Linked DNA regions of Homo sapiens: region 2 is linked to region 1. The links are chromatin contacts, found by Hi-C or POLR2A ChIA-PET in ENCODE. All regions are on one chromosome and are shown on one strand. The core of a region is the stretch at or near the end of the contact, and the rest is flanking DNA. Distances in the headings are between cores, read along the strand shown. Region 1 holds the start of ZNF253 (zinc finger protein 253). Region 2 overlaps LOC124904656 (a long non-coding RNA gene).

The links. A loop is a pair of places that touch in the nucleus more often than their neighbours do. ChIA-PET counts read pairs that join two places held with the same protein, here RNA polymerase II (POLR2A). Pooled maps may share reads with other maps.
Region 2: a loop to region 1 is called in a pooled map, with 4 times the contacts of the local background. The contact joins the enhancer-like site here to the promoter of ZNF253 in region 1. A Hi-C loop is called at or near these places in 6 of 50 pooled maps. POLR2A ChIA-PET finds 5 or more read pairs at or near these places in 3 of 52 experiments (GM12878, WTC11 and naive thymus-derived CD4-positive, alpha-beta T cell).

What each region holds. Positions count from the first base shown.
Region 1 is chr19:19,864,486-19,869,288 of GRCh38, reverse strand. ZNF253 (zinc finger protein 253) reads right to left here and starts at 3,407. Exons shown (of 4, transcript NM_021047.3): 1 at 3,290-3,407. The coding sequence starts at 3,292. It overlaps LOC124904664 (a long non-coding RNA gene), which reads left to right. Exons shown (of 4, transcript XR_007067169.1): 1 at 1-2,853. RefSeq lists an enhancer at 2,947-3,376.
Region 2 is chr19:19,369,170-19,374,532 of GRCh38, reverse strand. All of the region lies in intron 1 of LOC124904656 (a long non-coding RNA gene), which reads left to right. Among named protein-coding and RNA genes, the nearest start is that of GATAD2A, 34 kb to the left of the region's middle. RefSeq lists an enhancer at 2,470-3,669. Within about 2 kb of position 1,357, at least 29 of the 41 ENCODE cell types and tissues checked have a DNase peak (open chromatin) inside an H3K27ac peak, as active enhancers do; they include GM12878, where a contact is called at or near this core.

The DNA.
Region 1 (4,803 bases), core at 2,158-4,657:
TACAACTACAGACTCCACTGTTTATGCACTGTTCTTGCTTTTGCAGTATAAGTACTTCAGCCTGCAAATATTGGATAATTACCTTGGATAATCAGGTTTCTGTAAAAGAAACTTAATACCTTTTAGTCTTTAGCATTCTGCATTGCTAAATTTAATCCTATCTTTCTGCTAAGCTTCTGTGTGCTCTTAAAATGAGCTTTTATCTAAACAAATCTGTGTCTAATTTAAAGGACTAAAAATGAAAAAAATAAACTTTTCAGAAGCAAAAATAAAGCAATAATTCTGAAGTACTACATAAAGATAATCTGGACCCGAGAAAATGACAAAGGGTTTATTTAGCTGTTCATATGATTTACATGTATTTCAAAAAAAGCAGAGAAAAGCATCTACATATAACCTAAATTCCTTAAGAAAAGAGAGAATATCAAAATATTTTTTAAGCTTTTTATTTATTTATTATACTTTAAAGTTCTGGGGTACATGTGCATAACGTGCAGGTTTGTTACATAGGTATACACGTGCCATGAAGGTTTGCTGCACCCATCAAACCATTATTTACACTAGGTATTTCTCCTAATGCTGTCCCTCCCCTAGCCCCCCAATCCCCTTTTTTGGAACTTTTTAAAGAGTTTTTGAACTCTTGGACATCAGAATTTTACACACTGTATGCACTTGAAAAAATGCTTATGGGGGAAAAAGCAGAAGAGAGAAAGATATTATAAAAAAAAGTTCATGAGTGCACAAGACCAATGCAACAGAATAGAGAGCCCAGAAATAATGCCACCCTCCTACCATCATCAGATTTTTGGCAAAGCTGATAAGAGAAATGTGGAAAGAATTCTCCATTTAATAAATGGTGCTGGAATAACTAGCTAGCACTATGTAGAAGACTGAAAGTGGACCCCTTCATTACACAATATACAAAATCAACTCAAGATTAATTAAAGACTTAAATGAAAAACTTAAAATTGTAAGAAACCTTGCAAGATAACCTAGGAAGTACCATTCTAGACACAGAAACTGGCAAACACTTCATGATGAAGCTACCAAAAGCAATTGCAACAAAAGCAAAAATTGACAATGGGACCTATTTGAACTAAAGAGCTTCTTCACAGCAAAGGAAACTATTAACAGAGTAAACAGACAACCTACAGAATAAAAAAAATTTGCAAACTTTGCCTCTGACAAAAGTCTAATATCCAGAATTTATTAAGAACTTAAACAAGTTTACAAGAAAAAAAAAATCTCATTAAAAAATAGGCCAAAAAAACATGAATAGATGCTTTTCAAAAGAACATATACATGTGGCTAGCAAGCATATGAAAAAAAAAAAGCTCATCACTAATCATTAGAGAAATTAAGAGAAACCACAATGAGATACCACATCACACCAGTCAGAATGGCTATTTTTAAAAAGTCAAAAAATAACAGATGCTGGCAAGGTTGCAGAGAAAAGGGAATGCTTATACTCTACCTCATAATTGGGTATATACCCAAAGAAATATAAATTATTGTATTATAAAGATACATTCATATGTATGTTCATTGCAGCACTATTCACAATAGCAAAGACATGGACAGGCCCTATCAGTGGTAGACTGGATAAAGAAAACACGGTATGGTCAGATGCGGTGGCTCATGCCTGTAATCCCAGCACTCTGGGAGGCTGAGGCAGGTGGATTGCCTGAGCTTAGAAGTTTAAGACCAACCTGGGCAACATTGCAAAATCCTGTCTCCACAGAAAATACAAAGAGAAAAATTGGCCAGGCGTGGTAACACCAGCGTGTAGATCAAGCTACGTGAAAGGATGAGGTAGGAGAGAATTGCTTGAGCCAGGGAGGTTGAGGCTAAATAAGGCTGCATCACTCCACAGCACTCTAGCCTGGGCAATAAGTGACACTCTGTCTCCAAAAATAAAATAAAATAAAAGATTTAGTAAAAACAAAATATGGTACATAAATATCATGGAATACTCTCTGGCCATTTAAAAATAAATGATCATGTCCTTTGCAATAACATCAATAAAGCTGTAGACCATTATTTCAGAAAACTAATGCAGAAACAGAAAACCAGACATTCGCCATCACACCCAGCTAATTTTTGTACTTTTAGTAGAGATGGGGTTTCCCCATTTTGGCCAGGCTGGTCTTCAACTCCTGACCTCAAGTGATCCATCCACCTCGACCTCCTGAAGTGTTGTTATTACAGGCGTGAGCCACCGCGCCCGGCCCCATAAATTTTTAATAGGAGAAAAGGGAAACTGTGAACCCTGACAGATATAATAGATTCCTCTTCAAGGGCCTAACTTTCTTGTTCCTTGTTCTTAGGACCAACTTTTTTGTACCTCTTTGTACCTAGACACCCGCTCCGTAAACAACCCAAACCGCCTGTTCCAATCTGCGACCCGAACCCCTTCCTTATTTGGAAAGTAGCCAATCGGGTCAGCCTAGATTGTGAGGTCAGACCCCGGCCAATGGGGGAAGGACACAGAGGCAATAACGGCGTTTAGGGTTAAAAACCCCTTTCAAACTGGGAGGCCGAGGCGGGCGGATCAACTGAGTTCGGGAGTTCAAAACCAGCCTGACCAACATGGTGAAACGGCATGTCTACTAAAAATACAAAATCAGCCGGGTGTGGTGACGCATGCCTGTAACCCCAGCTACTCGGGAGGCTGAGGCAGGAGAATCACTTGAACCCGGGAGACGGAGGTTGCAGTGAGCCGAGATCGCGCCATTGTACTTTAGCCTGGGCCACAAGAGCAAAACTCCGCCTCAAAAAAAAAAAAAACCTTCCTTCCTTTCTTCTGTGTGCTCTTGCGATCAGGTCGGACGCGAGCAGCACTCTTCTTCAGAAGTAAATATGCCTTCCTGTGAAATTTTCTAAGTGCTGGGTAGTTTTTTGTTTTGTGTTGTTTTGCGGCACCAAGCGCTTGTTTCTAACAACCTCACGGACCAAAGCTCTTCCCATTCATGAACCCGCAGGGAACCGAGTCAGGATTCTCCCCTGACGACCCTCCCGTGGTCCTTGCATGATCTGGGAGAGACGCGGTGCTGCGGGTGCAGAGCTGCTGAAAGAGGGCTCCAGGCCAGGGCACAATCACTGTGCCGGGCCCCGGATGTCACCGCAGCCGCCATCTTATGGCTGAAGGGGACTGAGGCCGAGCTGGGCAGGGAGAACTCCGGCGGCAGATTGTGGAGCTGACTGTGAGGAAGCAGAGTCCCGCCAGAGCCACTTCCCACCGTTCCAAACAGCCTCTCCCCTCTCTCGGGACGTTGGACCCGGCACTCACCATTTCTAGGCTTCCAGGGGTCCCGGGGTTTAGCTGTGGCTCTCCCAATACTTGCAGGTCACACGGCCACAGAGGACGGGCCTCTATAAGCACAGGACACAGAACACTGAGGATAAACCTGGAGCTCCCGCTGCAGCGAGAAACAAAGGCCCCCAGAAACCATGTGGTTCGCTCCAGCTGCGTGCCTGATTGGACGGTTTCCGGCCCAGCGTCCCTCATTGGATAATGCCTAAGGCCCCGCCTCCCCAGCCGCTGAGTGACAGATGTGATCAGATACTGGGCTGAGTGAAGAAAGAGTGACAGCCTAGGCTGCAGCCTTTTCTTTCTTTCTTTCTTTCTTTCTTTCTTTCTTTCTTTCTTTCTTTCTTTCTTTCTTTCTTTCTTTCTTTCTTTCTTTCTTTCTTTCTTTCTTTCTTTCTTTCTTTCTTTCCTTTCTTTCTTTCTTTCTTTTTCTTTCTTTCTTTCTTTCTTTCTTTTCTTTCTTTTTTCCCCCCACCGAGACGGAGTTTCCCTCTTGTTGCCCAGGCTAGAGTGCAATGGCACGATGTTGGCTCACCGCAACCTGCACCTCCCGGGTTCAAGCGATTCTCCTACCTCAGCCTCCCATGTAGCTGGGATTACAGGCATGCCTCACCACGCCCGTCTAATTTTTTGTACTTTTAGTAGAGACAGGGTTTCTCCGTGTTGGTCAGGCTGGTCTCGAGCTCCCGATCTCAGGTGATCCGCCCGCCTCGGCCTCCCAAAGTGCTGGGATTACAAGCGTGAGCCACCGCGCCTAGCCTAGCTGGAGCCTTTTCAAACGGCTTCCTCCCTGAGCTGAGCATCCCATCCCAGAGCATGGGAAAATTCTATCTCATATTCTCTCTCTTTTTGAATGTATTCAAAAGGTGAACAGAAGTACTTTGCTGTCATATTAATAATACATGAAATGTTTGTTCAAGAGAAAGTCAACTTTTACTTTGGTAATAGTGTATTATCAATACTAAAGCTAATTTTAATAAGACCTTGTAAAGCCAGGTGCGGTGGCTCAGGCCTGTAATCCCAGTACTTTGGGAGGCTGAGGAGGGCAGATCACTGGGTCAGGAAATCGAGACCATCCTGGCTAACACGGTGAAACTCTGTCTCTACTAAAAATACAAAAAATTACCCGGGCGTGGTGGCATGCACCTGTGGTCCCAGCTACTCAGGAGGCTGAGGCAGGAGAATGGCTTGAACCCAGGAGGCAGAGGTTGCGGTGAGCCAAGATCGCACCACTGCACTCAAGCCTGGGTGACAAAGTGAGACTGCGTCTCCAAAAATGAATAAATACATAAATAAAACCTTGTAAATAAACAAAATTTGTCATTTTTGACCTCTCGAGATTTACATATATAATTTGTAATCTCCTGTAATTTTTTAACTATATTTTATTTATATCTACATTCTTTTTATTTTTTCAGTTTGAAACAACCTTTAAGTAATTTCAAACTGTTATAGGAGATAGAAAGAAATCATTTAGGGACAGGTGCGTTGGC
Region 2 (5,363 bases), core at 108-2,607, 490 kb after region 1:
GGGAGGTCGAGGTGGGCAGATCACGAGATCAGGAGATTGAGACCATCCTGGCTAACATGGTGAAACCCTGTCTCTACTAAAAATACAAAAAATTAGCCGGGCGTGGTGGAGGGCGCCTGTAGTCCCAGCTACTTGGGAGGCTGAGGCAGGAGAAAGGCATGAACCCAGGAGGCGGAGCTTGCAGTGAGCCAAGATGGCACTACTGCACTCCAGCCTGGGCGACAGAGTAAGACTCCGTCTCAAAAAAAAAAAAAAAAAAAAAAAAAAGAGATGAGGTCTCATTATGTTGCTAGTCTCACTTTGAACTCCTGGGCTTCAAGCTAGCCTCCTATATCAGCCTCCCAAGTCACTGGAACTACAGGTGTGTGACTACACCCAGCTGAGCCCTTTTTAAGATCCAGGTCTCAGGCCGGGAGTGGTGGCTCACGCCTGTAATCCCAGCACTTTGGGAGGCCGAGGCAGGCAGATTACGAGGTCAGGAGTTCAAGACCGGCCTGGCCAACATAGCGAAACCCTGTCTCTACTAAAAATACACAAATTAGCTGGGCATGGTGGCGGGCGCCTGTAGTCCCAGCTACTTGGGAGGCTGAAGCAGGAGAATCGCTTGAACCTGGAAGGCGGAGGTTGCAGTGAGCCAAGATCACCCCACTGCACTCCAGCCTGGGCGACGGAGCAAGACTCTATCTCACCAAAAAAAAAAAAAAAAAAATCCAGGTCTCAGTGCCAGGCGCGTTGGTGGCACGCACCCATAGTCCTAACTACTTGGGAGGCTGAGACAGAAGATCACTTGAGGAGTTTTAAGGCTGCAGTGAGCCAAGATTATGCCACTGCACTCCAGCCTGGGTGACAGAGCAAGACCTTGTGTCTAAAAAGCAAGGGGGTGGCCAGGCACGGTGGCTCACGCCTGTAATCCCAGCACTTTGGGAGGCCGAGGCAGGTGGATCATGAGGTCAGGAGTTTGAGACCAGCCTCACCAACATGGTGAAAACCCTGTCTCTACTAAAAATACAAAAATTAGCTGGGGGTGGTGGTGCATGCCTGTAATCCCAGCTGTTTGGGAGGCTGAGGCAGGAGAATCGCTTGAGCCTGGGAGGTGGAGGTTGCAGTGAGCCGAGATCACGCCACTGCACTCTAGCCTGGGCAAAAAGACCAAGACTCCATTTCAAAGAAAAAGAAAAGGAGGCGGAGTGGGGTGGGGCCTCAGCTTGTGGACAGGCATTATGGTCACAGGAGCTACTCTTGTCCTTCCTGAGTTGGGACTGAGCACAGCAGCCCAGCCAGCTGGTAGGAGGGAGTGGCTGATCACTTGGGCCTGGGAGGAGTCAGGAGTTTATTCTGACCGGAAGAGGAAATGACTGTTTCGCAAAGTGCACTGAGCTTTGAGCTTTTTTTACCCCGCTGGTAAAATTATTTGTTTGAACTTCATCAGCTTCCTTTATTCAAGGATGTCATTGAGCATCTAGGGTGGCCACATTTAGCAAGTGAAAATATAGGATGCCCCATTAGATTTGGATTTCAGATCAGTCACGAATGAATACCCTTTTAGTATAAGTGTATCCCAAAGCATCTTCCATGTGCCAGGAGTCAGTCTGGGTTTGGATAATCCACTTAATACACAGACTGGTGCCTTCCAAGGAACTGGTCAAACACGAAGGTCAGAGTCTTTTGTGGCTTGGGAGACACAAACAGGCTGCAAAATCCACTTCAAAATCCACTTCCAGGTCAGGCACAGTAGCTCATGCCTGTAACCCCCCAACAATTTGGGAGGCTGAGGCAGGAGGATCGCTTGAGGCCAGGAGTTTGAGACCAGCCTGGGCAACAAAGCAAGACTCCATCTGTACAAAAAATAATTTAAAAATTGGCTGGACATGGTGGCTTACCCCTGTAATCCCAGCACTTTGGGAGGCTAAGGTAGATGGATCATTTGAGGACAGGAGTTTAAGACCAACCTGACCAACATGGCAAAACTCCATTTCTACTAAAAATATTAATACAAAAATTAGCCAGGCGTGGTGGCATGTGTCTGCAATCCCAGATACTCTGGAGGCTGAGGCAGGAGAATCACTTGAATCTGGGATGGGGAGTTGCAATGAGCAGAGATCACACCACTACACTCCAGCCTGGGTGACAGAGTGAGACTCTGTCTCAAAATTAATTAATTAATTAATTAAAAACTGTCTAAGTGTGGTGGTGTGCATTTGCAGTCCTAACTACTCTGGAGGCTGAGACTGGAGGATCCCTTGAGCCCAGGAAGCCGAGGCTGCAGTAGGCTACAATTGTGCCACTGCACTCCAGCCTGGGTGACAGAGCAAAACCCTTTCTCTAAAAAAAAAGAGTTAAAAATGTTGCTGGGCACGGTGGCTTATGCCTGTAATCCCAGCCTTTTGAGAGGCTGAGGTGGGAGGATCGCTTGAGCCCAGGAGTTTGAGAACTGCCTGGGCAACATAGTGAGACCTCATCGCTACCAAAAAAAAAACAAAAACAAAAAAAACTCTACTTTGGCCCCAAATTATGACCCGTGTGGGTGTCCCCAATTCTAGTTAGATGCCCATGTTGTATTGGTCAAAATGCCATTGCCGGACAGGCATAGTGGCTCACGCCTATAATCCCAGCGTTTTGGGAGGCCAGGGCAGGAGGATCACTTGAAGTCAGGAGTTTGAGTCCAGCCTGGCCAACATGGTGAAACCCTGTCTCTACCAAAAATACAAAAATTAGCCAGGTGTGGTGCTGGGTGCCTGTAGTCCCAGCTACTTGGGAGGCTGAGGCAGGAGAATCACATGAGCGTGGGAGGCGGAGGTTGCAGTGAGCCGAGATCGCACCTGTGTACTCCAGCCTGGGCAACAGTATAACAGCGCGAGACTCCATTTCCAAAAATAATAATAATAATAATAATAATAATACCATTGCCATCTCCTGCATCACAGATGATACAGCAAATGTTACCTGGGAAAGCGAAGCTGGATGTTTAGTTTCTTCGGCAGCCAGACACCAGTCCTGACCCTTTACACAGGAGTTAAGAGAAAGTGTCCTTTTCTGAGGTTAGGGATTGGGGCATGTTCAGCACTTGCTGACCGCAGTGGCTTTGAGTACTGAGGTAAGTTTCTTGAAAAAGTTTCTAGCAAGAGATGCTGTGGCCATGGGCTACAGTTCCTGTCACGGGGCTGAGTGTATACAGTCGTGGGATCTGTGTGCAAAGCCCACCCCGGTCTCGTACCCGGCTGACAATGCATGTGGGTGTCCCCACAGCCAGACCAGGCCTGGGTGTGGCCAGCGGACATTCCAGGACACACCCAGGGAAGGAGTGTGTCACAAAGAATGCCCTGAAAAAGAATCCCCTTCAGCGAGGAACAGTGGCTCAGGGCTGGAATCCCAGCACTTTTGGAGGCTGAGGCAGGATTGCTTGAAGCCAGGAGTTCAGGACCAGCGTGGGTAACATAGTGAGACCCTGTCTCAATAAAAAATTAAAATAAGGCTGGGCGTGGTGGCTCACACCTGTAATCCCAGCACTTTGGGAGGCTGAGGCGGGTAGATCACGAGGTCAAGAGTTCTATCTAGACCATCCTGGCCCACATGGTGAAACCCCGTCTCTACTAAAAATACAAAAAAAATTAGCCGGGCTCGGCGGTGAGGGCCTATAGTCCCAGCTACTCAGGAGGCTGAGGCAGGAGAATCACTTGAACCTGGGAGGTGGAGGTTGCAGTGAGCTGAGATTGCGCTGCTGCACTCCAGCCTGGGCGACAGTGAGACTCCGTCTCAAAACAAACAAACAACAACAACAACAAAAATAAATAAATTAATTAAAAAATTAGCTGGGAGTGATGGCACCTGCCTATGGTCCAAGCTACTTGGGAGGTTGAGGAGGGAGGATTGCTTGGGCCTGGGAGTTTGAAGCTCCAGTTCCTGGCTACATCATGCCACTGCACTTCATCCTGAGAAATAGAGTAAGACCCTGTCTCCACACACAAAAATTATTTTATTTTTATTTATTTATTTATCTATTTATTTATTTATTTTGAGACAGAGTCTCGCCCTGTTGCCCAGGCTGGAGTGCAGTGGCACAATCTTGGCTCACTGCAATCTCCACCTTCCAGGTTCAAGAGATTCTCGTGCCTCAGCCTCCTGAGCACCTGGTACTACAGGCACCCGCCACCACACCTGGCTAATTTTTGCATTTTTAGTAGAGATGGGATTTCGCCATGTTGGCCAGGCTGGTCTCAAACTCCTAACCTCAAGTGATCCACCCGCCTCGGCCTCCTACAGTGCTGGGATTATAGACGTGAGCCACCGTACCCAGCCCCAACATTTTTTTTCAATTTGACTTTAGATTGGAGTGGCCAGAGAGGAGGGGGACCAGGCCTAATTGCACCTGGTGAATTTTTAAATTTTATGTAGAGATAGGGTCCCATCATGTTGCCAGGCTGGTCTGAAACTTCTGGGCTCAAGTGATCCTCCTGCCTCGGCCTCCCAAAGTGATGGGATTACAGGTATGAGCCATTGACGCTGGCCAAAAAAAAAAAATTTTTTTTTTTGAGACAGAGTTTTGCTCTTGTTGCCCAGGCTGGAGTGCAATGGTGCGATCTCGGCTCACCGCAACCTCCACCTCCCGGGTTCAAGCAATTCTCCTGCGTCAACCTCCTGAGTAGCTGGAATTATAGGCACCCACCACTACGCCTGGCTAATTTTTTGTGTTTTTAGTAGAGACAGGGTTTTCACCATGTTGGCCAGGCTGGTCTCGAACTCCTGACCTCATGTGATCCGCCTGTCTCAGCCTCCCAAAGTGCTGGGATTACAGGCGTAAGCCACTGCGCCTGCCACCCCCCCCTTTTTTTTTTTTTAAGACAGAATTTCTTTCTGTCTCCCAGGCTGGAGTGCAGTGGCATGATCCTAGCTCACTGCAATCTCTGCCTCCCAGGTTCAAACTATTTTCATGCCTCAGTCTCCCAAGTAGCTGGGATTACAGGTGCCCACCACCACATCCAGCTGATTTTTGTATTTTTAGTAGAGACGGGAGTTTCACCATGTTGGCCAGGCTGGTCTGGAACTCCTGACCTCAAGTGATCCACCTGCCTTGGCCTCCCAAAGTGCTGGGATTACAGGCGTGAGCTACCGCACATGACCAAAGAGAAAAAAATTTTTTTTTTGAGACAGATTCTCACTCTTCGCCCAGGCTGTAGTGCAGTGGTGCAATCTTGGCTTGCTGCAACTTCCACCTCCCAGGTTTAAGTGATTCTCCAGCCTTAGTCTCCCAAGTAGCTGGAACTACAGGCACAAACCACCAATGCCCGGCTAATTTTTGTATTTTTTGTAGAGATGGGGTTTCACCATGTTGTCCAGGCTGGTCTGGAACTCCTGACCTCAGGTGA